Linked DNA regions of Homo sapiens: all the other regions are linked to region 6. A link is a loop called in an ENCODE intact Hi-C map of the cell type or tissue named here. Cell type or tissue: heart left ventricle. All regions are shown on one strand. Region 1 has its middle 67 kb from the start of PLCH1-AS1. Region 2 has its middle 320 kb from the start of MME. Region 3 overlaps GPR149 (G protein-coupled receptor 149). Region 4 has its middle 59 kb from the start of STRIT1. Region 5 has its middle 320 kb from the start of MME. Region 6 overlaps PLCH1 (phospholipase C eta 1).

What was found. A loop is a pair of places that touch in the nucleus more often than their neighbours do. Peaks named below come from ENCODE experiments on the same cell type or tissue, not always from the same donor. Only the 100,000 strongest peaks of a DNase experiment are listed, where the experiment ranks them.
Region 1: a loop joins it to region 6, with 13 times the contacts of the local background. A loop is called at or near these places in 61 of 110 quality-filtered maps.
Region 2: a loop joins it to region 6, with 8 times the contacts of the local background. A loop is called at or near these places in 29 of 110 quality-filtered maps.
Region 3: a loop joins it to region 6, with 10 times the contacts of the local background. A loop is called at or near these places in 47 of 110 quality-filtered maps.
Region 4: a loop joins it to region 6, with 15 times the contacts of the local background. A loop is called at or near these places in 94 of 110 quality-filtered maps.
Region 5: a loop joins it to region 6, with 2.7 times the contacts of the local background. A loop is called at or near these places in 29 of 110 quality-filtered maps.

What each region holds. Positions count from the first base shown.
Region 1 is chr3:155,380,117-155,385,116 of GRCh38, forward strand. No RefSeq gene overlaps it. Among named protein-coding and RNA genes, the nearest start is that of PLCH1-AS1, 67 kb to the right of the region's middle. In heart left ventricle, a CTCF peak has its summit at 2,479 (motif pointing right); a DNase peak (open chromatin) is centred at 2,475.
Region 2 is chr3:154,755,789-154,760,788 of GRCh38, forward strand. No RefSeq gene overlaps it. Among named protein-coding and RNA genes, the nearest start is that of MME, 320 kb to the right of the region's middle. In heart left ventricle, a CTCF peak has its summit at 2,677 (motif pointing right); no DNase peak of the experiment used is centred here.
Region 3 is chr3:154,332,846-154,337,845 of GRCh38, forward strand. It overlaps GPR149 (G protein-coupled receptor 149), which reads right to left. Exons shown (of 4, transcript NM_001038705.3): 4 at 2,098-5,000. The coding sequence ends at 4,854. Among named protein-coding and RNA genes, the nearest start is that of DHX36, 11 kb to the left of the region's middle. In heart left ventricle, a CTCF peak has its summit at 2,285 (motif pointing right); no DNase peak of the experiment used is centred here.
Region 4 is chr3:155,350,159-155,355,158 of GRCh38, forward strand. No RefSeq gene overlaps it. Among named protein-coding and RNA genes, the nearest start is that of STRIT1, 59 kb to the left of the region's middle. In heart left ventricle, a CTCF peak has its summit at 2,945 (motif pointing right); no DNase peak of the experiment used is centred here.
Region 5 is chr3:154,762,612-154,767,611 of GRCh38, forward strand. No RefSeq gene overlaps it. Among named protein-coding and RNA genes, the nearest start is that of MME, 320 kb to the right of the region's middle. RefSeq lists an enhancer at 3,651-4,152. In heart left ventricle, no CTCF peak of the experiment used is centred here; no DNase peak of the experiment used is centred here.
Region 6 is chr3:155,699,934-155,704,933 of GRCh38, forward strand. PLCH1 (phospholipase C eta 1) reads right to left here. Exons shown (of 23, transcript NM_014996.4): 2 at 4,213-4,331. The coding sequence starts at 4,291. Among named protein-coding and RNA genes, the nearest start is that of PLCH1, 43 kb to the right of the region's middle. In heart left ventricle, a CTCF peak has its summit at 2,166 (motif pointing left); no DNase peak of the experiment used is centred here; H3K27ac peaks cover 574 bases.

The DNA of each region.
Region 1 (5,000 bases), 320 kb before region 6:
CACCTCTTGCACATAACCTGCCTTGAAACTCCAACCCGAAGGAGTCTCTCCTCTTGATGATAGCCATTTATTTTAGCAAATTGTTTATAAATGGCCCTTTCCATTTCACATTTTAAAAGTTATTACTGTCTTTCAACTCATTTTAACTTTCTCTGAAAAGGACTCCACCCTCTGTTTGAGTCCCTTGTTGAACCTGGCAAGTTCTGAGCACATACATAGTAGAAACTTCAAAAATTTTAATACACTCTTTAATCCCAGAAAAGCTTCATATTGTTAAAATGCTTCCCAAAAATCTCACAAAGAAAGGTGGTGGGCTGAATTGTGTCCCTCCAAATTTCATATGTTGAAGCCCTAACCCCCAGTTCCTTAGAACTTAAACTGTATTTGGAGATAGGGCCTTTAAAGAGGTAATTAAGCTAAAATGAGGCCATTAGTGTGGGGCCTAACCCAATATGGCTGGTGTCCTTGTAAGAAGGGAAGATTAGGACACAGACATACCCAGAGAGAAGACCATGTGAAAACAGAGGAAGAAGACAGTCATCTACAGCCAAGGAGACAGATCTCAGAAAAACCAATTCTGCCAGCACCTTGATCTTGGACTTGTAGCCTCCAGAACTGTGAGAAAATGAATTTCTGTTGCTTGAGCTACCCAGTCTGTGGTACTTGGTGATGTCAACCCTAGAAAACTAATACAGAGGGCTTTACCTTCCATTAATTTGATTAATAAATAGTGAGAAATTTGTAATTAACAAAATAAACTGATTCATGAAATCTCATTTGTTTGCCTTATAAATTTTTTCTTCCTTCATAAAGAGAATGTTCCAAAATTCAAACTTCTTAACCTCAAACCTCAAGACATTTGCAATTTCAAATCTATTTACTAGTCTATGTCTATTTGAAAACTTATTATGAAAATAAACTATTAACTGGTTCTAGTATGGCTTTAGTTCTGTGCTTATTTATTTCTAAAAGTCAGAAGGTAAGGAAGGTAGAGGGAAAGAGGTGGAAGGTGAATCTTTTGCATGTAGAGTGCCTTCAAATTGAGACTGCCCTTTGCTTTTCCCATGACCTGTATAACCAACCCCTATCCCCACCCCTCACCTACCACTCCCTCATGTGGAGCAAAAGCCAGTGTCTAAATCTGTGGCCATTTTGGCCCCAGGTTGAGGTGTGGCTCTATTACAGAGTTGTCTAGCTTTCCAGACAATGACTTTCCAGATCTACCAAACTTCTCTCAGGCTTTCCCAGAAGCTATGGCTTTACACTACTGTTCTCAGTTAAGGAGTGCCTGCTTCCACCAGTACCTTCCAGGGCCACACGGAACCCACTTACCACCATTCAAGGTGAGCTCACACTATGACAGCCTAGGACAAGGATCTTTCTCTACACAGACATTGACTGGTTAATTTAACATGATCTTCAAGCAAGTAACACAGTAGGAACTTCATGCACTAGTATACTATCTGGAGGGAAAAAAGAAAATTTTTCCTCAAATTCCAAAAAAAAAAAAAAAAAAAAAAAAGGCATAGGCAGAAAGGCAGTCCAGCCAATCCATAGAGACTATAGTAAATATCACTCATAAAACTCAAATGTGCTGCAATAAATCACAGAGTGCTTTACTTTTTCAGTCACATGATATTCTTCATACTCACTTCTGTTTTCACAGAACCCTAATGGAAAGCAGCACAAAGAGGGCCTGTGACAGGGGTGGTCACCTCTCTGTTCCAATACACATGCCAGTAAACATGGGAAACAGCACCCTCTTCCCTACAAAACTAAACTATTTCAAGAGAACCATAATGATGGTCCGTCGTCCTCCAGTAAGGTACGAATGTGTCCAAGTTACCATCTTATCTTGGTAAAAACCAAAATAAACTTAATGTTTTCATTCATAATCCCACTTATGGGATTTAACCTTAGGAATTAAGGTCAATTAATTAAGAAAAAAATTCAAGAGAAAAGACAGATTACGAAACGATTCAGCATTATTGACTATCTGGAAGTAGGAAAAATTGTTATGCAAAGCAAGATATTTATACTTTAGGATGTTATAGACTGATTTTTGGAGCCATACAGAGCAAATACAGTGGATATTGCCTTGGAATAAATCAAAGTGTAGAAAGATTTGACAGAATTTCCCATGCATATGCTAGGAAGAAGGAGCTGCTATGCCCTACACCACACTTAAGTGGAAAACACTAACTTTTACAGGTAGATGATAAACATTTTTATCGGCAAATTTGTTAAAAGTTTTTATACATTTTTATGAACTTATGTAACATATATAAGTTTTATATAAGCTTTTACATATGAATGATAACAGTCTTGTCAGAAAAAAGCAGGGCCCAGAAAAGGCTGGAGATAGCAGGTTGCCAGGATCCCATAAGGAAAGTGGGGACCAAACGGCAGCCACAAACATGTTGACATCTGGGCAGGACACTGGGAATGTAGGCCCAATAAAGAGCAAAGGAAGCCACGTGGTGGCGCTGCAGCGCCAGCTGGGCCACATAGGATCCCAATGACCAGCCCAGCCCATCAGGAAGCTGACATGGGACTGTGAAAAAGGACTGGAAAGAAATGGAGAAAATAAAGACAATTGGTTTGGCAGTGTAATAAGATTATCAATCCATTTTTCCCTTTAGAAATTTGTATTGATATCATTGTACAATAAATATTCCAAACATATATTTTAATAGACTTTTAAACAGTGTCATACACTGGTTGATGGGACAGCACAAAACACCATGCATATATTTATGGTATGAATAGAAAGGGGCCCCCAGCAGCAGGGATGTTCCAGGTATTCAGTGACCAGGAAACAGTCGTGTTTTCATTTATCAGCAGTTTTAATATCTCCTGGCTCCCTCCTTTTCCACGGCACAGTGTCAGGGAAAATCACTACTTCACAAACCCTGCATCTCCTTTTGCCATTCACCCAACTGTGCCACAATCTCTGATTTTAATGTAGTCCTTTGTCAAATTCACATAGCTTCCTCTCCTTCCAATTCTTAGGCCAAACTGTGTGGTAGCAAGTTCCTTTCATGTCCTTCCTTTTGTAGAATTCCTTTGGCAAAGTCCAAAGCATATCTCATGGCCATGAGTGTCAAGTGTTGGTTCTTGCTGACTTAAATAGTCCCCTGTCCTTCTCTGAAAATACCTTGACATGAAAATGAAGAAGAATTCAATGAAGTTCGTCCTAGGTTTTATGGTAATAGCATGAACTCTGGGAGAATGGCCATACAGCCAGGACCATCATTGCCTTAGAGCATCTGCTAATATTAAAATTAATAAAATGCATACAAATTATTCATTCAATAAATATTCATTGAGACCTGCCATGGGAACTGAGTAGTGACAGAGCTGGGACCAGGATCCTAGTCTCCTTGCTCAACAGATCCTGCCCTTACCCCAAGGTGCCCTGTGTGAGTACTGACTGTGGGCAAATCTCTCTTCTAAGCCTGGAAGAATAGGAAGGTTTGCACTCTGCAAATTTATAGTCAATTTCACAGCATAAAGTTCCCTGTTATTCTTCAAAAAGGCAGCTTCACAACTCTCCCTGGAGTCTGTACTTCCCAATATGATCACCCCTCAACCCCGTACATGTACCCATACCTCTATTTGCTTTTTATTTCCATATATTTAGCTACAACTAAAAAGCTCTCCTTTTGAGGGAATGTTTTCAGCAATTGTGCTGCCTTCTTTGAACTTGTTTCTCCTAATCCAGCAGCCTGTTTCTCTTCCCCACTGTGAAATTGACTAAAAACAGCAAGAAGCTGACGGGTTTTTATAGAGAGACTGGACATAGCATTAATGTCTGAGATTTTTCCCCCTTTTAATACAAGACATTTTCCAGTGCATCTTTATTATTATTATCATTATTCATCAAAAGCTTTTTTATCCAAAAAGATAATTCAGACCTAGAAACTTTGTTCAACCAATTGTTCTCAAGTGGTGCTCTCCTGGGGAGTGAATTATATCCTAAATATAACAGTAAAACATTTTATTGAAGAATAGAGTAAGTAAAACATATTCTGGTTTTCTTTGCTCATTTGAGTTTATTCAACTCACAGCACTTTTTTTTTTCTTTTGGTGAGAATTTGCAGGCTATTTACCCTGTTTTGCTCAGTGAGAAAGAAAAATACAGGAAGGGCCGCAGAGCTTTAAAAATAGCATCAATGGCAGAAGTAAACACAAACCCAGGGAGTTGTCTTATTCAACTTCATATTCACCATTAAAGAAAAATTATTCATGACACCAGTGAAAGATGATAAGGCAGACTTTTTTCAGGACCATCATGATAGGCGTAGGGACCACTGCAATGGGATATTGCAATAGGGAAGAGAGATTGGGCTCAACTCTGAAGATAGCAAAGAAAAAGTGGGAATGTATACCCAAAGTGGGGGGAAGGTGGTCAGTGGGTGAAAAATTACTAAGAAGAAACAATAGGAGTAAAGAGGTTAACCTAACTGGGTTCTTGCTGAAGGCAGGCCAGGGCGGTCAGACATCACCCAGGAGGATGATGGAGGATAAGGAACCTGGTCAGGTAGTGAGGGTGATCAGATATCGAGGATTAACATTAAACTGACTCGACAGGATTCTTGGTAAAATTAGACAATACAGAGATAAAAAAGGAAGCCCAAAGGTCAGGACCTAATTGAGAAGAGAGTTCAGAGGAGCCTGATTAGAGTTTGGTTAAGGAGAGAATCTTTCACCATCAAGCCAAGCACAATACCCAGCACACAGCAGGCACTCAATAAGTGTTTGCCAAATAAAGAAATGAGTGACTGGATCCTGTGCCCCAGAACCAGCCCTTTCCTTGAAGCATGTCTGGGCAGAGGGTCTTAGTCAACAGCCTTGCTGCATTGTGGCCTTGGCCCACTGAGGAGAGCAGAGGGTGTATTTTAAAACAGAGGTATTTTAAAAAACATCTCACTCCACAACTTGCGCCCACTTCAGAGTCAACCTCAAGAGGACTCTGTCTGCACATGAGATGAGAGTCC
Region 2 (5,000 bases), 940 kb before region 6:
AAAAAAAAATCTAATACTGTGATAAAAAAATTGGGCAAAAGATTTGAATAGACATTTTTCAAAAGAAAACATACAAAGGGCAATCAGGTATATGAAAATGTGCTCAACACCATTAATCATCAGAGAAATGCACATCAAGACTACAATAATATATCATCTCACCAGTTAAAATGCTTTCTATACAAATGACAGGCAATAACAAATGCCAGCAAGGATGTGGAGAAAAGGGAATCCTTGTACACTGTTGCTGGGAATGTCAACTAGTACAACCACTATGGAGAATAGTTTGGAGGTTCTTCAAAAAGTAAAAATATAGCTGCCATGTGGTTCTGCAATCCCATTGCTAGGTATATCCCCAAAGAAACGAAATCAGTATATCTAAGAGATATCTGCACTTCTATGTTTCTTGCAGCATCATTTACAATAGCCAAGATTTGGAAGCAAACTTTGTGTCCATCAACAGATGAATGGATAAAGAAAATGTGGTACATATACACAAAGGAGTACTATTTATTCATGAAAAAGGATGAGATTCTTCATTTGCAACAACATGAATGATACTGGAAGTCATTATGTTAAGTGAAATAAGCCAGGTATAGGAAGACAAATTTCACATGTTCTCACTTATTTGTGGGAGCTAAACATTAAAACAATTGAGCTCATGAAGATAGAGAGTATAAAGATGGTTACCAGAGGCTTGGAAGAGTAGTAGGGGTTGTGGGGGAAAAGTGGGAATGCCTTAATGAGTACAAAAGATAGAAAGAACGAATAAGAACTACTATTTGATATTACAACAGGTTGACTATGGTCAATAACTTCATTGTACATTTAAAAATAATTAAGATTATTATTGGATTTTTTGTCACACAAAAAAATTAATGCTTGAGGGAACATATACCCCATTTACCCTGATGTGATTATTACATGTTGTATGCCTATATCAAAATATCTTAGGTACTCCATAAATATATACACCTACTATGTACCCACAGAAATTAAAAATAAATTTTTTAAAAAATATAAAGAATAAAGACAATTTAAGAAAAAGAAAAAAATACAGTGTAACTTAATTTTTTTCCAATTATGAGTGATGTTGATCACTTCTTTATATTTAAGAGCCATTATTATTATTATTGTGTGACTATTCTATTTATATTTGTGCCCATTTTTGTGTTGGAATTTTTGCCTTTTTACAAACATTATACAAATCTAAAAAAGTGTATATTACAAAATATACTGGGCAGCTATGCAATATAAAATATACAAAATATACTACTATACTAGTATACAAAATATACTATGCAACTATATAAAATAATATAAAATATACTAGAGATTGAAGCCAAAATAAAAAAGTCTCCCAGCAAAGAAAAGCCAGAGACCCCATGGTTTCATGGCAGAATTTAAATCTTTATTTAAAGAAGAAATAATACCAATTCTACTCAAGCTATTCCAAAAAATGGAGGAGTAGAAAATACTTCCAAACTCATTCTCTCAGCCAGTATTACCCCGATACCAAAAACAAAGACACATCAAAAAAAGAAAACTACAAGCCATTATCCCTTATGAACACTGATGCAAAAACTCTCAAAAACATACTAAAAAAATTAAATTCAACAACCTGTTTAAAAAGATCATCATGACCAAGTGGGATTTATCTCAGGGATAGAAGGGTGATTCAACACAAACAAATCAATCACTGCTTTCATGCTACAACAGCGGAGCTTAATTTTTTGCGACAGAGACCACGTGGCCTGTAAGTCCCAAAATATTTGCTAACGGCCAGGCGTGGTGGCTCACGCCTGTAATCCCAGCACTTTGGGAGGCCGAGGCAGGAGGATCACGAGGTCAGGATATCCAGACCATCCTGGCTAACGCGGTGAAAACCCGTCTCTACTAAAAATACAAAAAAATTAGCCGGCCTAGTGGCAGACGCCTGTAGTCCCAGCTACTCAGGAGGCTGAGGCAGGAGAATGACGTGAACCCGGGAGGCGGAGCTTGCAGTAAGCCGAGATTGCGCCACTGCACTCCAGCCTGGGCGACAGAGCAAGACTCCGTCTCAAAACAAAACAAAACAAAACAAAAAAATTTGCTAACTAGTGTTTTCCAGCAAAAATTAAAAACTACTGTTCTACATCATACCAACCATAGCCAAACTTCAGGAGTTCCAGTGAGGAGTTCATTCTTCAACAGCTGTCTGATGTTTTACATTGCTAAAGTTACACAATTCAGTTTTCATCCTCAGTGATATCAAAGAAAGCAACTGGATATTTAAAGTGCTGATTTAAATAGTGATATTTATGTCTGTGTACAGAAATTAGCATTTAAAAATCATATCTTTCTATTGAATCATAAGCTTCTTTATTGGATTTAAAAAAAAAAAAACGTAAACTGATTTTTATTGAACATACCAGAGTGCATTTATATTTCTGGGCCTGGCTTTCCCAGTGAGCAAAGAGAACAAGTTGAACACCAGGGTCACTCCCCGTATTGACATGTTTAAAAGAGCATTAAACTAAGAAAGACTATTAACAAATGACTTGGAAGGTTATTAGAATTTTTATCCTCTATAATAAAAGTCGATCTTCTCAAGTGTTTATTTTGAGATTCAATTTCAAAGGGTTTTATATAAATAATCTAGAAAGCCGGTTCGTTTCTTGCTGGAAACATTATTGTTATCACTAGAGGGAGCTGGTTTTACATAAAATTAATGTATGTAGGCCTGTATCTAGAAAAAGACAGAAAAGCACTTTGTGGTTCATGTTAAGAAAAAGAACAAAATCCTTTTCAAAATATTTTTTCTGCTAATAAATTGTACTTGTCAAGGAATTATAAACTGAAAGTTTGCTTCAAAATACTGTAATCTCTGTTCCCAAGAGAATTTTTGATACTCTAAATGTGATAGTGGAATAAACATTCTATGGGGGTATCACTTAATTTTCATATAGTAGTATTGATGTCTGTAGTCTTTTCATTGTTCTTTAAATTTATCCTACTTTAATTTTCTTTAAATTTATCCTACTTTAATTTTCTTTAAAATGGAATTTTGTCATTGTATAGTTTGAACAATATGCTAAGCAGAGTTGCAGAGTACAGAATAAGATTTTGGCTAAATTGTCTATCTATTTAATATAAAAGATATAAACATTCTGGTGTTACTTTGAAATGCCTGATTTTCAGTGAGTGCTAAAATGAAAAGAACCATTAAGTATTTGCTTTAACTTAAATACTTTCTTACATGTAAGTACTATTGTATTGATAACTGTCTCAAATTTATGTAAGTAAATTTACATAAATGTACGTAGGTCACATGCAGAGTAAACTTACGTAAGAACCAGATATTCAGCCAATAGCCAATAGCTTTGGCTAACTGGGAACTTACTAAATTCACTGTGTTTCCTTGAGACTTTTTATTTGGAACTCTAACTACTAAGTTTTAAAATAGGGCTAATTCATCTCTCTACGCTTTCTCTGATGCATGGATATCAATGCTTATAAATTATTTATAAATCTCCTTTCAAGTTGAGCAAACCTCTAATTTCAAAACAGGATTGAAATTGATAGAACATGTTTGACCAGGTGAATGGAGTTTTAATCGGTAAATTATTTCAGACAGTGAGGAACCGGCCTTTGTTAACTCATTGACCCATTTAAACCTCTGCCCACCACACACACACAAATTCTTCTTGCCAAATTCAATGATCTACATCAATTTTTAAAAAATTCAGATTATGCCCTTGCTTGATAGCATTTTTATGCTACTAAACGAAAAGATGTTTGGCATTTCTTTTATGTCATAACTTTTCACCTTTAGTCAAGTTTTTAAATTCATAATCTTGAGTAAATATCTGTGTAGCTGTTCTTGAATCAACCAAAGAAAAATAAAAATATTACTGTCTAAGTTAACGAATGTTCATTAGTTGCTCATTAATTATAATTGGACCTACCAATAATGAAGTAGAAAAAAGGGTAAGGATTTGATTTAAAAGACAGTTGTTTTTCTTTCAAAGAAAGAACCAACTGGAAAACAAAACAAATCTGACGATGGCTTTTGTTTCTTACCTATTCTGGTCTCAGTAACCAGTGGTAAACAATGAGGTTTGTTGTTGTGTCTGCTAAGAAGAATATGAACAGATATTACAAGCCACAGTAAATTGTTCAGTGGGTTTTCTCTGTAGAACTTGTTGATTTGAATCATAATGGGGTTTCAAGCAACTTGATAAACCTTTGTCAAGATTTTTAAGTGGAAGAAAAAAAATGATGAAATGTACAACTTGTAGAATTTGTTTTTCCTAGTGTGGTCCCAAATGGCGCCATCCTTTCACTCTCCCAGTGTGCTCTAATGAAGAAGGGACATAGAGGTCATTGAGGTCAACGGCGAATCAGCAAGAGCTGACAAGATGTGATTCTTGGCACTTAGAATGGCTAAATGCCACCAACCCCTCCAGACTATTTTCCAAATATTTTGCATTTTACAAAGACCAAAGACTTTGACCAAACTGTTTCTCTCTCCACTCCATTTTTAGCTCTAAATTTATACTTATAAAGCAAACTCAAACCAGGACTTCTGAATAACACGTTGTTAAGCAGTTTGAAGTGGTATGGAACCTATCCTCAAATTATGTGTAGGCCTCTCAGCCCTTAGAACTGGAAGCTGGGAAGTTGATCACTATTTTCACCTTCTAGTTGGGAGACAGTGAGGTTAAGGAGACCCAACCAAGTTAAATTCAGGCTTTTTTTTAACTTGTTGTCCCTGAATGGAGTTTTGGAGGTCTTTGAAATCTTAGAAATGCTATGTAAATTTTTATGTTATGTATATGTGTGGATATTGCTGGTATATAATGTTCATGATTTTACCAGAGTCTCAAAGGGTCCACAAAAACTTAATATGTTGAAAGCAATTAAAAAAAAACAAAAAAATTATCTTCTGGAAAATGTAAGCTTCTCCACTTAATCTTCACAGCAATTCTGTAGATTGGCTGTTACAGCCAATGGTTAAT
Region 3 (5,000 bases), 1.4 Mb before region 6:
GGTTCTTCTTCCTGTACACAGCTAGATATATTTCCTAGTCTTCTCTGGAACCAGCTGTGGTTCTGTATTGAGTTCTATCCAATAGCAGAAGCTGCAATGACTGAGGTGCAGTTCTTCCAAGCCAGTCACACTAAGCACTCCAGTGCAGAATCCTTCATGTCCTTTTCCCATCTGTCAGCTGATGCAGATGAGCATAATGATCATAAGAACCGTACATTAAAAATGTAAAACTACATGAACCTAGGCCCCTTAACCATATCTTAAAGAAGAAAGGCCCTACTGATAAGGAACATTCATTTAACTGCTGCTGCTCTCTGCCTTCCAAATCTTGTACAAATGCCTCTCATTTTTAGATGCGAAACCTGAACTTTGCTGAAAAGAGGGTCTTGGAAATAAAGTTTTCTGTCTTCTAGCCTCTGTGATACATAAAGGAGTTGAGAAACATTGAGATATTGCAGAGTATTGACAGAAAATAAATGAGATAATTGTTTTTCCCTTGAGCTACAGACTTCATAGATAGGCTTTTAAAAAATGTGTAATTTATTTCATGTTACCAAGGAAATCCTCTCCACTTATTGAATCAGAATACAATTATGACGCCATCCCGACTACTACCACCCTAAACTTAACCAACATCATCTCTAGCCTGGACTATTAAAATAGCCTAACTGTTCTTTCTGTGGTGGTCTTTGTGTCTGTACAGTCTTTGACCCTTGCAATAGACAATCATTTTTGAAATGAGATCATGTCACTTTTTTGCTTAGAACCCTCCAATGGTTTTTCACTTCATTTAGAACAAGACTAGATGTTCATACCTGGTCTGCAACGCCAGTTTCCTCCTGCCATTATCTGTTTGCCTTTATCTCCAACCACTCTCTACCTCTCTCACTCAGCTGCATTCACATTGACCTCCTTAATGGTTTCACAGATTACAAAAGGCACACTCCTACCTCTGGATACTTGCTGTTCCCTTTGCTGGGACTATGATTTCCCTAGATAATCACATAGCATGTTTCCTCACTTTATTTGAGACTCTGATGAAATGTTACTTTATCAGTGAAGGCTTTTCTGACTAAATTATTGAAAAAAGCACTCTTCCCATCTTTGTCCCTTTATTCTAATTTTATTCTTTGGCCATTGTTACCTCTGGTCCCTATTTTCTGTCAACACACTTAATACCAGCATACATATATATGTACCACACACTTATCACTACCATATGTATATATGTAAATATATAGTAAAGAACTTAACCTATCCAAAGAGAGGTTTGGCCTTTGTCCTTGGCTTTGGGGGAGGTAATTTCTAAGCCCTTGGAATGTCATAGCCGAAAATAGTATCTTTGTTTGTCTGGGGGCCTTGGACCAGCAGATAGTAACAATGTGTTTTTGAGAGGGGAGTTTTGGGCATTCTGTATCAACTTGGCCTCCTGGAGAGCCAGAAAGAGATATCAGTCATGTGAGTAGTCAACCATGCTTACCCTTGCTCCTACCATGATGCAGCCCCAGGAAGGACTCTGGACACCAAGGTTCAGTTGAGATTTTCTGCTTGGCAGTAGTCTGTGCAAGGTGTCACACATCGTCGCCAAAGAAAGTAATGCCGTCCATGACTCCATGGGGAGAGTACCATAGAAGTTCCACATTTACAACTTTTCCTGGACTTGGCTCTATGACCTCTTCTCTAGGCTGATTTTATTCTGTATCCTTTTGCTGTAATAAACCATAACCATGAGTACACAGTTTTCTATGAATTCTGTGAGTCCTTCTAGTGAATTATTGAAACTAGCAGTGGTTTTGGGAATTCCTTGAATTTGCGATTTGTGTCAGGAGTGAGAGCAATCTTTTGTGGACTGTGTTCTCTGACTTTGTGGTTGTCTCAAACTCACAGTAAATGTAAAAACATATATTTGTTTTGTTTGAGTTTTGTTCAAAAGTTATAAAACCAAGTATCTAGAACAATTTTTAGTATGTAGTAGTCATTTATTAAATATTAGAATGAAGAAATGAATGAAGGTAGCTGAAAAGTATAAGAAATTAAGAGAAAATCGATTTGTAAAATCCAATATTATAGAACCACATCAAGAAAAGCTTCCAAAAAATGCATAACTAAGACTCTTTTATTATATTTTTAAGTAATATTGTGCCATTTGCTATCTTCAAAGAGTTGCCTCTGTCAGTCACAACTCTCAGAAGTCTTAGGGATTATATATTAGGTGTTTATACTATTTGGGAGTCTCGGGGATTACGTGTTTGCAGTTTATAGGAGTCACCACCAGATGGTGATATTTTTATTAGGTAATAAGTTTTTGCCTTCAGATACATCAATTTATAGAGAAAAGAGAAAACTATACAAAATATAGTATTTATTAATAAGAAGAACAATATAACTATACAAGGGTAAGGTATTTGGCTATATCACAAGATATCTAGAAAGGTATTTCCTCTACTAGAAACACACTTTTATAATCAATCACTCTAAAGAGTAAGCAGACTTAAGTAAACTTATGTAGTTTAACCTTCTCCTCCCTTAACAAGGATTTGGAGCGTCATTCATGCTTAGGCACAGCTCTAGTAGATTTTTCTTGTATATTCAGCTATTGTTGGCTTGGAGTTTGAAGTGTTACAGGTTAGTAATATGGTGCTGATTAGCCTTTCAAACTAAGACTTTGGGCTAAATAATACTGGTGTTGTTTCAATGCAGCAGAATTTTTATGTGCATCCATTATACAGTTAATTCAACAACCAAGGGCAATTAAATGGGAATATCCTAATTATTTTTCCAATTCCCCCAGTTTAAGCCCTTGTCCAGTTAAAATAAAATGAGACGGAAAATGGGTATTATTGTCTTCTATCTATTTCTTAATGCTCTTTAAACCTTGATTTCTGTTATAATCTCCATCCCATTCAAATTGCTGTGCAGTTATAAAGAATTTGTTTGCCTTCAAATCTTTGCTATTTTCTTCAGCTTTATTATGATCCTGTGTCTAATTTCCTTTTTGCCTGAAATTGCATTTTAAAGCAGCAATATCACCTTTCTCTTTCAGAAAATTATACATCTAAGTTTAAGATATCAAAGCCTATCTTCTACAAAGCATTATGAGAATATTCAATTCAATTTTTCTTTTATAAAGACATTTAATGCTACTGATTTATAATATCTGATTTATCTGTCCATTTGTCACTGTGTTAAAATAGCTGTTAATATTGGTGATACAGTCTTTTAAAATAAAATATATTTGTAACGAGAATACATTTGACTTTGAATTTATATGTTACACATTATTTGAGGCTTGCTTTACAAACATTATTAGTGGTAATACATATGTTTCCCAAATTTAGATAACTAGATATTGAGAAGTTAAAGATTGAGAAAGTCCATTGAGATAATTATTTTGAAAATGACTCATGCTTGTGGCAACAAAAGATGAAACATTCTGAAAGCCGATGTCAAGTAATTTTGAATTCTAATTCAACCTAATAAAACAGAAACCAAAATAAATCATTCTAAAACACAATTCATTCAATCTGTAAATAAATAAATAAAGTATGTGAGTGATGTGAGGGGCACAAAGTCTAAGACTATGTAAAGTGTCAACTCAGTAACTTTGGAAAATAAACTTTTAGGTAATACATTTCATATATGTTTACAGGAAGGTTAGAATAAAGCAATTTGAAGGAAAATCACTTTATAATTTTTGAAATACATCTTACTATTATTCTGCCAAGGTGATTCCTGCATTTTTGCAATGTAATGCATTCTAGAATTATCTTGAAATGTATACCTTACAATCACTTAATAAAATAGGTTCAACTGTTTCTTTGAGACAACACGTCTTTAGAGAAGAAACAAAAAAGCAGCTAAACTTGATATAATATTTGAAGTAAACTTTTCTATTTCAAGAATGACTAAGAAAGGTTGCCCAATCCTCAGCTTTAAAAACAGATACTTTTGTTTTAGACTTAGAGGATTTTGCTCTGCTGTATCCAGAAGCCTACCATGTTTGGATGTACCTCTCATAACTGAATCTGCCAGTATTTTCTCCCAATTTCCACTCAAGTTAAAAAAAAAAACAATTTTAGGATAAAGTATACAATTACACAATTACAACTTTTTTCCAATAATGTTTGAGTTAAAGATACTTCTAATTCCACCTCTAACACACAATATATTTGTTTTATGGGACAGTCTTGACATACTGAAAAGATGAAAGGAAAACTGTTATAGGTAAGAAAAAAAGAAAAAACAGTAAACAATTTATATTTGGTAGAAATGAAGGAAACAACTATTTATAGACTAGGAACCTGCGTGTTTCTCAGTTGGAAGCTAATTTTTCATTTTACAGAAGAATGTAAAGCTAAAGCAGTAAGTGTAATAAGCTTGTTTTGCTAGCCACATTTAGGCAAGTTCCTTCAAATATAATTTGGGGTTTTGTTACATTTCTTCCATTCCCAGAATTCCTCTTTTTTCCCCTTTGCAGTAAAGGCCAACATTGTATATAGAAACATATGCATGGAACAGTATATTCACTGAGTTTATACAATTTTCTGTTTACTAGGAAGTTGACAAGCAAAAACATTGGTAAACTAGGCCAAGATTTGATTTAGAAAATATTTTTTAGAAGTCAGATAAGAAGTAAAATCTTTTCATTACCACAGTGTGTGATCTTTAGGTAACACATCAAATGCACTTAAGTGTTTACACTAGTTCCAGTTGTTCCCACAAAAAAATTAACTATTAAATCAGTAAAACTAATGTAAGCCAACAAATAAAAGGAAATCAGTCTCATAACAAAGGTGTTAGTTTCACAGTTGACGTTGCAGATCCATTCTTGCTCCTGTTAGACCAAATACCCACTAACTACCCTTGCTTTCTTCCTCTCTTTTTCTGTAAGCTTTATTTAACAACTGGATTTCCTCCTGGTAGCCATCCCTCTCTTGATGCTGCCTTTTACTGTTCTGCCTGTGTGCTTCTACTGTGTCTGGAATGGAGATATTAATATC
Region 4 (5,000 bases), 350 kb before region 6:
TTCCAAAATGGCTGCACCATTCTACAGTCCCACCAACAGTATATGCAAGTTCTGATCTCTCCACATCCTCACCAATGCTTGTTATTATTTGACTTTTTAATTTTAGTTATCCATAGCTATGAAGTACTGTCTCTTGGTTTTTTATTTGCATTTTCCTAATGGCTAATTATGTCAAGCATCTTTTCATGTGCTTATTCACCATTTATATATCTTCCTTGGAGAAATGTCTATTCAGATTCTTTGTCCATTTTTAATTGGATTATTCAATTTTTCATTATTGAGTTTTACAAGTTCTTTATATATTGTGGATACCTAACCCTTATGAGATATATGACTTGCAATCTTGGAAGTATTTTCTCTCATTCTGTGGGTTTCCATTTCACTTTCTTGATGGTGACCTTTGAAACACAAAAGTTTTAAATTTTGATGAAGTCCTATTTATCTATTTTTTCCTTGATTGCCTGTGTTTTTGGTGTCAGATTTAAGAATCCTTTGCCAAATCCAAGGTCATGAAGGTCTTCTTCTAAGAGTTTTATAGTGTTAGCATTTATATTTTGGTGTTTGATTCATTGTGAGTCAATTTTGTGTATGGTATGAGGTAAGAGTTCAACTTCTGTATTTTGCACGTGGCTCTCTGGTTGTCCCAACTCCTTTCATTGAAATGAATTTTTTTTCCCCACTGAATGGTCTTGGCATCTTTCTCAAAAATTAGTTAGATGTATGGGCTTATTTCTGGATTCTCAATTTTATTTTAGTAATCTGTATATCTGTCCTTGTGTCATTACCACATTGTCTTGATTACCATTGTTTTGTAGTAATTTTGAATTCAGGAAATACGAGTCTTCCAACTTTGTTTTTTTACAAGATTGTTTTGTATATTCTGGTTTCTTTACAATTCCATATGAATTTTAAAATTATCTTGCCCATTTCTACAAAGAATTTGACTTTTTTTTTTTTTTTTTTTGACGGAGTCTCACTTTGTTGCACAGGCTGGAGTGCAGTGGTGCAATCTTGGCTCAATGCAAGTTCTGCCTTGGTTTCAAGAGATTCTTGTACTTCAGCCTCTGGAGTAGCTGAGACTACAAGTGTGCACCACAATGCTCGGCTAATTTTTGTATTTTTTTAGTAGAGATGGATGTTGCCATGTTGGCCAGGATGGTCTCGAACTCCTGACCTCAAGTGATCCTCCTGCCTAGGCCTCCCAAAGTGCTGGGATTATAGGCGTTAGCCACCATGCCCAGCCAGAATTTGACTTCTTTCCTGAAATAAATAAGTAGCTAATAAAATGCATTCCACCTTAACACTTGAAAGATATTTTAGGCCAGGTATGGTGGCTCACACCTATAGTCTCAACACTCTGAGAGGCCGAGGTGGGAGGATTGCTTGAGCTATGGAGTTTGAGACCAGCCTGGACAGCATAGTGAGACCCCCATCTACAAAACAAAACAAAACAAGATAGCTGGGCATGGTAGTTTGCACCTGTGATCATAGCTACTCAGGAGGCTGAGGTGGGAGGATAGCTTGAGCCCAGGAGTTCAAGGCTACAAGTGAGCTATGATCATGCCACTGCACTCCAGCCTGTGCAACAGAGCAAGACCCTGTTTCCAAAAAAAAAAAAAAGGCAAAAAAGACACACACCATATTTTAAAGTCAGGCAATTAGGCAGAGCAGATACTTAATATATTTAGCAAGAGCACATAAGAAAATGGAAAACATTTTTAAAATCTGTCAGCCAGGCAGTATTATCAGAAAATTCAACCTTGTTTGTGTTCCTGAAAAAGGAATTAACTCTTAGACAATAAAGGAAGCATATCCAGGTCCTAGGTTAAATAATGGGAATGATTTCTACTATGTTAATGAGGAGATACTCATCACTTACTCCGATGCCCTAAATCCAGTCTTCCTACATAGGTCTAATACATGTAGAGTGGATAGCTCATTTAGAAATGCTTACTCTCCTTGCTGGTTGGTGAAAAGGGTCTTAGAGTAATGATTGGGCTTATTTTGTTTGGGTTTTTTAAATTTAGTGTAGTAAATTTGCATTCCAAAAAGAGAACACTAAGTTTTGAAGAGGCTGATAGCTTTAGAAAATTAATGTTTTCTTGGCTTCTGACTGAGCTGGTTTATATCAATTTTGTATAAATATGTATTATAGTTGGGTAAAATATTAATATGTCCTGAAAGGAAGGTCTCTAAATACTAAACGAGTTTTTCCTAGCTCATTTTACTCAGAAATTTCCAGAAACACTAAATTCTAAAATATCTCAATGATATACCTTGCTTTTTTTTTAGTATCAGTGAAAGCATTCAACTATAGTCTAACCCCTCTCTTCATTCCACAACATGTACCCAAACAGTAATTCCTCAAAGGATGAAAGTAATCCATGTACATAAAAACCAATGAGAATAGAAGAGGTTTATGTCATCTATTCAATAAAAAATCACAAATGTAAATGGTTGTTTTGATTATTTCTATTCTTTTCCTCTAAATTCTTATTCCAAGAATACATTTACTTCGATACAGAAAGTGGACATTTATTCTTGCAGCCTTAGAATCACTTTTACTTTTTCTCCAGGAAAGTAAAACTGCAAGTGATTTCTGCTTTTTGCAAGAGTAGTTTTCTGACAATAAGTGTAAAACACGTTTGACTTTTTATTTTATGCTCCTCACCAGGGCTGGACATTTATGACCAAGACATGCTACAAGGCTACAATGACAGCTCACCCTGTAGCCACTTAAATCAGCAGCAACATAACGTTGACAAATGATTCTAATCATTCCAAGTCACTAACACAGATATTAGCACAAATAGATGCTTAAGGAAGATTCTACTGCAGATTTTTCTGTCGATACTCTTCAAGGAGCAGGTAGAGACTACTCAAATCATACATTTAGCCATTTCCAAAAATAACTAGCATTTCTCTCATTTTATGCCACTAGATGGCACAGCTATACCTAAATAAACCAAGGAATTTGTATAAAGGAGGAAATTGAATCTCAGGTTAAAATAAGCCTTGTCGAGTTGACACATCCATGACATCTGAAACACAAAAAAATGGGGAGTGCTGGAAAACCATGATCCCTTTGACTATTAGAAAATGATTTGGGAAATTATAATTTGGAGCCATAGTACAGTTTATTCATTTCCTAGGGCTTGTTACATTACTACGAGTGGCTTAAAACGCAAAAATTCATTATCTCACAGTTTGGAGGCTAGAAGCCAGAAACCAAGGTGGTTTTGTTTTGTTTTGTTTTATTTTGTTTTGTTTTTACTTCCTGAGGCTTTACAAAAGAATCTGTTCCATACCCCTAATTGGGTGCAGGACACGCTGCTTCCAAATATGGCACCTTGGCATTTGAGAAAACAGCAGAAACAGGAAAGTCACTCTTACATTCCCACTTTCTCCCTGAGGCAGATCATAAGAGCCCAGTTTGAGAGATGCCCTCCTTATACCCAGAAGAAAGAAAAGTCCTTATCTCTGAAGACACAGGAACACAGAGAAGAATCTGAACAAATGGGTTTTGCTAAGTTTTCCCCCAATTTATCATCCTTAGATGGCACGTTTTTATCCAACCGTACTTCTCTACTACTGTCTACTTCTCCAACAACTTAGCATTAAAAATAACCTGTTTATTTGGGCCTTTATTTCTTAATGCTCCTGTGCCATGTAAAGCTCATATCAAATTAGTGTGTATCCTTTTCTCTTGTTCATCTGTCTTTTGTTATAGGGTCTTCAGCCATGAAGCAAGCAATTGGCAAAGAAAAGCAATCTTTTTTCCCCTTCTTCTAGCTTCCGGTCATTTCCAGTAATCCTTGGCATTCCTTGGCTTGTAGACCCATCACTCCAATCTGCCTCTGTCTTCATGTGCTATTCTCCTTCATGTGTCTTTATGTCACCACATAGCCTTCTTACAAGGACACCAGCCATTGTGTTTAAAGCCTACTCTAATCTAGTATGACTTCATGTTAACTAATTATATTTGCAATGACCTTATTTCCAAATAAGGTCACATTCTGACGTTCCAGCTGGACATGAGTTTGGGGTAACACCATCCTGTTCAGTACTCAGTGCAACACCCAAGCTGTGTAGACAGGTTTGGAGCCTGGCTGCATCAGTGCTGAGCAGTGAGACTCATGGACAAGTTACGTAACCTGCCTAAGCACTATGTTTTCATCTTAAAAAATAAATAATAATAGAAAAATAATAATAATAGTAACAATATTTGCCTTGTAGCACTGTTGTGAGAATTAAATGAGGTAATGCTTGCAATGAGCTTAGTGTCAGACACATAGTAAGTGCTCAATAAGTATTAGTTATTATTATTGTTATTGTTACTGCAATTCAAAAACAAGGATTCTTGCCCTATGTTTCACACCAGAGCCTGAAATAGAAAGCTCCCTAGTAGTATATCCAAATTTTGATTAAATGATGAAGAGGGAAAAATGCATCTCCTGAAAAACAGTCTTCTGTTTCTGTACCTTTTCTCCTCCAGGAAAGGACACTAGAGCCCCTGTGTCTTCATTTTTTTTCTATCATGTATACCTTAATTTTACTGGGTCTATTTTCCAAAAAGGATTTCCAATGGTAATGTCCTTGTGTTCTCTCCCTGCCTCCTCTGGTTCTGAACATGCCATAGGAAAGGTCTTTACCCAGAAGATCTGAGGAACAAAGTTCAGCAGTGTTTCAGTAAGTGGGTGACAAGGGAAGGACAAAGTGCAGCTGGCTGTCCAACCTGATGCAGAACCAGCTCAGGACAGACAAGCCAAGTCTTGCCCAAGGACATGGAAGGGGAGGAATGGGCTGGGGCTTGAGCAGGACAGGAGAGGTTGTGACAAAACAATCACCCTTAGGGGCTGAAACCAGAAGTGGATCTGGTGGACAAAAGTAATGCTTCAGAGGAAGGAGCCCTCCAAGGCCCTCCGGAAGAATGGAGGTTAGGGACAACCTGAGAATCAGCCAGTTGGAAGGAGCATGGCTTTCAGAAAGAAATGGGTACT
Region 5 (5,000 bases), 940 kb before region 6:
CTCCTAGTCCTCATTCTTCCTCATCCAAGTTATCACAAATGAGGAGAATGGGTTTCTTTTCTATGACTACCAAATGCATTACGTAGTAGTGGAAATTCCATTGGTAAAATCATCACCAATAAATGTAGTTTCAAATCCTGTTTCCTCACTTGTTTGCCACAATACCTAGAGAAATTTAAATAGATTTCACTGAGCTTCATTGTCTTCTTCATCTATCAAACTGCAAAATAGCATCTGTTTCAAGGGTTGATATAAGGGTAAAATAAAATACCATACAAAAAATATCTTGGCATAGAGCAGCTGCTCAATAAATGCTAATTTGTTTCATTACATTGTAGCTAAAGATTTATTGTATAAATATAATTTGTTATATTCTTGAGTGTTTTACAGTTTGCAGAGAGAGCCTTTACATACATCATTGCATTTGCTCCTCATGATGAGTCTGTGAAACAAAAACTATGATCATTATCCTACCAATACAGAAATGGTGTATGATAATGATGAAATGGTTTGCCCTCCAACTACAGTTTCAGAGCTGGGACTGAAAAACATATCATTTTAAAAATTTTGTCAATATTTAAGTTTATTTTTCATTCATTATCAGTGTCTCTTTTTTGTTTGTTTACTTTTAAAATATTTTAAAATTAGCTTTAATTATAAGAAGTATTAATATATACATTATCATGGTTAAGAAAAATCTACAAAATAAATGTATATATAGGTCATCCCCTTTCTAAGACTCTCCAAAGAGGCTTCTTTTATTTTTAAAAATAATTTCAACTTTTAGTTTCAATGGGTACATGTGCAAGTTTGTAACATGGGAGTATTTCATGATGCTGAGGTTCGGGATACAGAGGATCCTGTCACCAGGTATGGAGCATAGTACCCAACAGGTAGTTTTTCAGACCTTGCTCCCTTCCCTCTTCTACCACCTCTAGTAGTCCCCAGTGTTTATTGCTCCCATGTTTATTTCCATGTGTGTTCAATGTTTAGCTTCCACTTATAAGTGAGAACATGCGGTATTTGGTTTTGTTTCTGTGTTAATTCACTTAGAATAATGGCTGCCAGCTGCATCCATGTTGTCACAAAGGATATAATTTCATTTTTTATGGCTGTGTAGTATTCCATGGTGTATATGTACCACCCTTTCTTTATCCAATCCACCACTGATGGGCACCTAGGATGATTTCTGCTAGTGCACGTGTCTTTCTAGTAGTATGATTTATTTCCTTTAAATATATATAATAATCTCATTATTATATATAATCTCTCTCTCTCTCGCTCTCTCTCTCTCTCTCTCTCTCTCTCTCTCTCTCTCTCTCTCTATATATATATATATATATATATATATATATATATATATATATAAAATAATGAGATTGCTAGGTCAAATGGTAATTCTAAGTTCTTTGAGAAATCTCCAAACTGCTTTTTACAGGGACTGAACTAATTTACATTCCAACCAACAGTGTATAAACATTTCCTTTTTTCGGCAACCCAGCTAGCGTCTGTTATTTTTTGACTTTTTAATAATAGCCATTCTGACTGCTGTGAGGCAGTATCTCGTTGTGGCTTTTATTTGCATTTCTCTGATGATTAGTGATGATAAGCATTTTTTATATATTTGTTGGTTGCTTGTATATCTTCTTTTGAGAAATGTCCATGTTCTTTGCCCATTTTTTTAATGAGGTTATTTGTTTTCTGGTTGTTGATGTACGTTTCTTATAGATTACGGACATTAGACCTTTCTCAGATGCATAGTTTGCAAATAATTTCTCCCATTCTGTGTGTTGTCTGTTTACTCTGTTGATAGTTTCTTTTGCCATGCAAAAGCTTTTTAGTTTAATCAGTTCCCATTTGTCAATTTTTGGTTTTGTTGCAATTACTTTTGAGGACTTGATTTAAAATAGTTTCCCATTCTCTATACTATATTAACACTTGAGAAAGTTTTACTGGATTAAACAGTGTTTTTGTTGTTGTTGTTTTCTTTCTTCTGTTTGTTTGTTTCTTGAGACAGAATCTCACTCTGTTGCCCAGGCTGGAGTGCAGTGGCACAATCTTGGCTCACTGCTACCCCTGTCTCCCAGGTCCGAGCGATTCTTATGCCTCAGTCTCCTCAGTAGCTGGGATTGCAGGCGTGCATGACCACACTTGGCTAATTTCTGTATTTTTAATAGAGATTGGGTTTCACCATGGTGGCCAGGCTTGTCTCAAACTCCTGACCTTAGGTGATCTCAAGTGGGAGGCCTGCCTAAACAGTGATTTTAAACCTAGTTTTGCCCTAAGTCACTCAACACCTGCAATTCTTAGTTTCCTCATCTGTTAAATAAAAAGGCAGAACTAGACCACATTTTAGTCCCATTCCAGATTTTAAACTGTTGGCTATAGAGTTCTAATATGAAACTAAAACTAAATAAAAACTTTCCCCATTTCCATGGCATCTGAAATACTAGGGCTGAATCATTTTTTTCACTTAGTATTAAAAAAACTCATGGATGATTCTTTCTTAATCATAGGTTATTTCCTAAATTGTGTTTCCGTAAGTATAACTGAGTGAACCTCAAATAATAGTGTGAGAACGTGTGACAGTGTGATATAATGATATCAAAAAGATTCATGAAGTTTTCCCAAATGTTTTGCTTTCTATTACCTTAAAATTTTTTTGTTTCAATTAAAAATGGAGGAGTGAAAATTGGAACTGCCAGAATCTAATGTCATAAATTATTGTACATACGAAGTCACTCATAAAACTTTTATGTTTAATACTTCCTCTCCAACTGATAATTGCTTCCTGCTGTTTGCAAGAATTAATGTGAATAAAACATAAAGTATTGCCTTTTTTACATGATGGCTTTGGCTTCTCTCTTTCCACACAACCTTCTAAAAGAAAGGTCATAGAGCATGTTATAAAACAAACACTGAACTCTGAGTGTCCTCTTTCCTTCCTTGGATAATGGCATCAATGGATATTGGCAGGTTATGTTTCAGGATCTTTGGGGTGTCACTTTTCTGGCCTGAAACCTCTGGCTGGTGGTGCCTTTGCCTGAGTTTTGCTGAGGCCCACTAGGCTGGTTCTGCCCACTCAGCCTGGCAGGCTATGCTTGGCTCACACTACTGACCTGGATCCCACATCTGCCAAGGGCAAGTTAAATGTGGAGCAACAAGGGGTATGTGAGTGAGTTTGGGGTTTGGCCACTGCAAGTCAGACACACAGGCTGCTGCAGCAGAGCAGGAAGCTCCAGGTGCTGGTATGGGTGCCAGGTCTCTGCAAGGCTGCAGCTGGACCAGGTGCACCACAAGCAGCTTCCCCAGAGGGCACCTGGGAATTGCACTGGCACCCAGAAGCTTGGAGACGCCAGGCACTGCAGTACCCCAAAGGGGGAGTCACAGTCCTGGCTTGGGAGCTCCCAGGTCTGGGTTCCCTAAAGGGCTGCAGCTCTTCTTTCTTCTCTTTCCTTGCAAAGTGGCAAGAAAGGGGCATGTTTCAGCCATTTGTGTAATACTTTTTTAGCTCTGCCATTCGGCAGGTCCCTAGTTCTTGTCCTGCAACCAAGAAGAATGAGGTACGCAGACAAGTGGAGGGTGAGCAAGATGAAGAGGAGCTTTATTGAGCAATAGAACAACTCACAGGAGAGGATCCCAATGGATAGCTCCTTTCTGCGGCCAGGGTGTCCCGACATGTGTTCATCTCCTAGCAGAGAGGAGGCCCTGGAGTGGGTTGCTCCCCTCTGCTGCTGGTCATCCCAATGTCTCCTGCTGTCAACAGAGAGGGTAGTTCATCTCTGCAGCTGCTCATCTGTCATCTGCTCAGCTCTGGCTGAGCCTGGGCTTTTATGGGCTTCAGAGGGGACGAAGCGCATGCCAGTTGGCCCATGAGTGGCCATAGGTGGCCCAGAAAAGGCACTACAAATTCCTACTTCAGTCCTTGGGACTGGCATCTTGGCCCCAGCCTTCAGACCCTCCCTGGCCTTCAGGCCTCACTGGGGACCCACCCCCTTCCACCCAGGAATCTGTCTGTGTCCTGCTGCCATTTATGGCACCCAGGCTCAGCCCCAATTTTGCTCCAAGTTCTGAGTGGGCTCCAAAGGCAGGGACAAACCAGGCAGCAAGAGCAGGCACTTCTGAACCTGCAAGGGCAGGGGACGGGGAATGCCCTGTGAGTGCAGAGATAGCCAGCTCTGCAGCCACAGCTTAGGTGGCTGTAGCTGTGCTGGGGAGGGTGGGGCTCCTGCCTGCACCCTGGATCAGGAGGCCTGGATCCACAGCCATGACTTGGGTGGCTGCAGCTGCACCTGGGGGGGTGTGTCTCTGGGCTGCTCCCTGGAGCAGGAGGCCGAGAACCACAGCCATGACTTGAGCGGCTGCCGCCCCACCTGGGAGGGTGGGGCTCCTGCCTGCTCTGTGGAGCCAGAGGCCCAGGCCACGCCTCCCTGCTGCAGCTGGTTTGATGGCAGTGGCAGTTCCATAGGGCCTCCACTGCCATCATTTAGAAAACTTGAATCACTCTGAATTGTCCCATTACCTCACCTCACCCCAAATTTGACTTGTCTCTAAAACATCTCTTGAACTTGATGGTGTCTCTGCACTGTCAATGTCTCGGTCTCTTGCTTGGGCTACTGACTTGATTTCTGTCAGATCTTTGTGCCACCAGGCTTTCTCACACTTCCCTTTTTTCAAATGATCTTCCCTGAAAAACAAATTAGTTGTTTCCCTTTATGATCTAAAGTCCTTAATTGCTTTCTTCCTCTGAATTATTGCCTTTGAAATAATGACCAAACCTCTTAGCAAGTAGTGTCTTCATGATTTGGTTTTAGGGCCCTTCTCAGTTTTATATCTAGACCTCATTTTTATATAACTTGTAGACCTATCATTCATACAAAATTATTTCCAGGGGTCTATGTCTTTGCACGTTTTTCTTGTTCTCTATTTCTGTAAAGCCCTCCCTGACTGACAACTGATGCTCATCCTTTCACTGCAACTAGAGTATAAGTTACTCTGAG
Region 6 (5,000 bases):
ATCTTCTCTTCAATGCCATCTTGCCAGCCTTTCATTCTCATACCCCCGGCCTGAAGAACACTTCCATCTATCATACACCTATCTTGATGTTTGACTACACAGAGACCTCACACCTTGCTGCTATAAGGGAACTTTACAATCTGGCAAAATCCTCACCTGAAAGACAGGGAAACTGAGGGCCCCAGAAGTGACATGAGGCTACACAAGTTAGTTGTTAAACTTGGATTAGAACTAGTCTTCAGGATCCCGTTTCAGCCTACTTTCCATTACAAACTAGCAGTCAAGTTTCTACCCTCACATCACCAACTAGGTCTGTGGCCAGGAAGGGGAGGCTGGATAAAAAGTAATCCTTTAATTAATTAACTAAGTCAATTAGTTTTATTAAAATGTAGTTCTGAGGCAAAGTAAAAGTATTAACATATATATAAGGCAACTTCTTGAAAAGGCATACTGCATAAATATTTAATAAGAGAATTACCCTTAATTTTATCCCTAGATAGTAAAAGATACTCCTAATTCAGTCCAAAATGTTTCTAGTTTAGATTTGTAATGGTTATTCCGAAATATTCATTTAACAACATGATGGCAACAAAAACAAATTTTCCCATAAGAAGTTGAGATGATAACCTAATAACTTACAGGAAAGCAATTAATACTTTTTCCAATAGTACAATTATAACTAGCAGTATGTGAAGACAAACATTAAGTCACTTAGTAAGGAGCTCAAATGTTTGGAAAGGCTTATGTGCATAAGAAATTGCATGTGCATATTAATTGCAAATACACTCATTATTGGTTAAGAATCAAGACTGCATCCCAGGTCAGAAAAAAAAATACTGCAATTCACTGAAAGCAGGAGAAACAGCTGAAGGTATAGGCAATTTTCAAATCAGGATAAATCATGAAGGTATAAGCCATTAAGACAGGGTTCATACCGCACCAAACATTCTTTGCTCAAGATTTTTTTCTATTGCAAACATATCAGAAGAATAAAAGTCAAGTAGGGGAAGATCCCAGAGATTAGCTTCTCTGATAGGTGCAAATTCCTTTGGGTTTTTCCTAAAAATCCAGGCAAAAGACAGACAAGAGGGAAATACAAAAATTCATCATTCCTAACAAGGTTTCTCTCATCGCTGGACATAGTAGTCAATTCAACCAGTTCATTTCCGTTAAGCACTATTTCCCAACCTTTCCAGATATTTCATTCCTGCCTCTGAAATGTGAAGATGAAATAGTAGGTAGATAAAAGGCCGGACATAAGCAGACTCTTAACAGTAGGTTTAACAGTCTCTTTCTCTTTGGGTTCTGGGATTGTGGGTAATATTCTAAATTGTTTCCAATGAGAATATACCACCTCTATAATCAGAAAATGAGGCTATGAATATGGTTTATGAACTGTGAAACTACACAAATGTTACATTTTTATTTTTGCTGCTATTGACCATTTTAGAGTTCTCATTTTAACATAGCTCTTTTATCCTGGCAACACTGCTGAAGTTTGTCTGTAGAAAGAGACCCTGGCTGGCATAATTTATACATCCAAGTCTGCTTATTCCAAAAGTCTATTATTCTGCACGGGAAATGGTTCTTTTCCATTTATGGAAGAAGTTTTGTTTCTTTTTGTTTTGGTTGATTTTGTTATGTAAGGAGAGTTATCAACAAAAACAAGGAGAAGCCAAAGTGAATAAGCAAAAGTGTGGTCAGTAAATGTTCAAGAAGCCCAAGAGAAATCTGACATTTCCTACTCAACATGTCCTGTCCCTTTCTTTTCTCAGAAATGTTCTGAAATCCTCTACAAAGACATTACCACTAGAGCTCCCTTGGTTTAAAATATCCCAAGACTTCTCACAATTCTTCCTTAAGTCAAGTAAGTTCCTATGTTAACAGATTCATTTTCAGCAGAGGTAGAAGAAGAGCAAAAGGCATCTTTCTTTCCTGAATTACAATATATCCTGAGGCAAGGAAATCCAAAATGATATTTTACACTATCAGAAATATATAAAGCTATTGCTGTATTATAAATGAATAGAATCATTGTTCTAATCGGAGTTGATTCTTTTAATCTTGGGAGGATTTAATATCTCTAAATCCTTTCGAAAGAGTAATTCTTGAATGTAAGAAGTAACCAATTCATATTTTAAGTGTTATACTGCCCCCTTGTGTATCTTGTGTTTAGTGAAAAGGGAGCTCAGACAATACAGTAATTGTAATTCTCAGAAATACTTCAGTGGAATCTGAGTTTAGAACTAGAAACAGCCTCAAAAATCATTGAGACCAGCATGCTCATTTCACAGAAAAGAGAACTGAGTTCCTGAAAGATTACGTAACTTGTCCAAGACCGTACACTGCTAGTCAACAACAGAGCAAATACTGTTATATAGAACTTAAGCCTCAGAATGTTAATTTTTTTTTTAATTAAAACGGAGATGGCAGCCTGAAAGAAGAAAAAACAGTGAGGTGTTGGAATTAGGCAGATCAGGATTTGAATTTTAGGTCACCATTTTACAATCTCCACAAGCTTTAGTTACCCCATTCATAAAATGGGTTGAATAATAGCTATAGCAAAGTCCTTGAAAGGATTCCGTATGACAATGTTAATGGTCATCAAGCCCTTAGCATAAGTATCTGCAATATAGTAATAAACTAATTGGTAATACGACTATAAAAATACATAGAAAAAATTTTAAATGATTATAGCCTTTGAGATCTCTGAATAAAGGCATTCTAAAATAATGAAAATAATAATGAGTTTAAGGCACTTAAATCTAAATTCTTTAAAAACTGGCACAAAATAAAGCTTGAAAAAATAAACCTAGTTCTTCTAACTCCCGTGATTTTTCTATTATCATATTTACTATTTTTTAATACGAATAAATTTGCAACAGAACAATACATAAATCAAACACTGCATGAGAGATAAAGCAATGAACAGGACCCTTGGCTGAGGCTAGAGAAAAGCAACGCAGAACCTCAGTGCCACAGGGTCAAGTCGCCATTCCCACGCCTCCTCTGCTAAGGGCACTTCACCACTGGAATGTCAAGAGAACCAACCTGGAAAGGTGGAGGCAGAAATTTTCATGCTGACATTGCTAATACCTAATTAGTTACATCAACTTGGGCAGTTATTTCATCTCTGTTTCTCTTTCTTCATCTGTAAAATGAAATCACTCTCTACTTTACAAGGGCTTTTAGTGAGGTTGTATAATGAACGTTGAAAAAACACTATAAACACCAAAGTGCTTAATAAAGTAAGGTTAAATTTGTTATCTTAAACTTAGTTTAAAGCAATAATAAACATTAAGTCTGTCATCAAATTGGGGAAGACTTCAGAACAATCTTAGAAAGGTGAAAGCAGCTTAGATTATAGGATTCTGTTAAAGAGCACTCCACTCCCCCTGAAATCTCTCTGTTCCCTCTACAATTCCACAGGCCTCTGATAGAGATTACTCCAAAAATTCTGGCACCACATAAGTCTTTGGCTTTTAAATCAGTTTCACCCTGGGGTATCTTGACAGCAGGATTGACAGAGCTTATCCCTGACTGTATACCACAAAACAAACAGATACCAGCAGGGTAAAGGCAATTTGTCTTAGTTTGCCATGAAAATGACTAATATTGATTACTCTCTGATTCACAGCTGCAGTCCTCCACCCTGATAGTAACGGTTTAGTGCTGCAAACTCTTCTGTTCTGTTGTTATATGGGACATAATATATAGATAAGTCTGAAAGCCCTAAAGGACAGCAATAAAAGTGGGTGGACTTCTCTTCAATAAGTGTCTAAAGCAGGTGGCCACAAGCACCCTCTAACATCTCAATTTGGAAGGCCATGCTATGCTGGTAATAAGCATTGACTGGTGATCCACAAATATTAACTGAACAATTATATGGCCCTCACCCAAAATAATTACAAACATCAGAAAGGGATATTACTGGAGTTGACAGTGTGGTAGAAGAGGAAAGGCACTGGTACCAACTACCCTACGAAATAGAAAGAGATAACACTATTATAGTCGTTGAGGTGGGGCCCATTCCTTACAAGTGGAGATAGTAAGTGCAATGGGACTTCTTGGGTAATTATTCATAAACAAGTTAACTCAAGCTCTTGGTTCCATCCAACAATTATACCATATTTGCATCTAGAGTGCTAGAATAAAAGTCCTGTCAGAAACAAAATAAAAGATCCAACTACATAAATACAAGAGACAGCTTACCATGAAACACACTGTTGTCCACCAGAAAATGCCTGCGGTACTGCACACAGTTCCTTTTTTCCAAGTTCCAGTAACTCATTGTCAGAAGATTTCTGGCACAGCATCAAAACCAAATTGCCCTGTCAAGGGAAACAGAATGAGACAAAAATGAAGAAAACGGCAGCCACACGCTCACACTGGTAGCATAATGCCATCGGTTGCCCAGCATTACGGGGCAACATATACGGCATACAACTTCTCCACACATGGAGCTGGAATCCCCCAGGCCCTAAGAAATTTCTCACAAGTCTTCCCAGGGTCTAGAATGACATTTAGCATATCAAAACAGTAACTTTTTCAAACCACCTTTCAGGGCTCAATGTTACCCATCTCCAGGGGAAATAAACCTACCATCAGAGAGCAGGTTTCAGGACCAGTATATGTGCTCCCAGCCTCACTCCTAGTAGTCCAAGATCCAAACTAGTCAACACTGGTAACATTTCAGGAAATTTCAGTTGCAGGTGGGGAGGCAACTAACAGGAACGAAGCTATCATTCCCAATTCCTGAATTTTGTGTCAGTACAGCATCCATGTGGCCATGAATGAGCCAAGCACATTAATAAAATGTGCCTCCCTCTTTTTGGTTCATTGCTGGTGTCCATTTAGGACTGCTAGGGCCTGGATCTGCCCAGGCTGAACTCATTGATGTAACTAGAGCTGGGCACAGGCCTCAGCAAGGTAAACTAGCAGTGCCTGCTCCTACATAAGACTTGCTCCATCACAGACACAGAGAAACACAATGCTAGCTA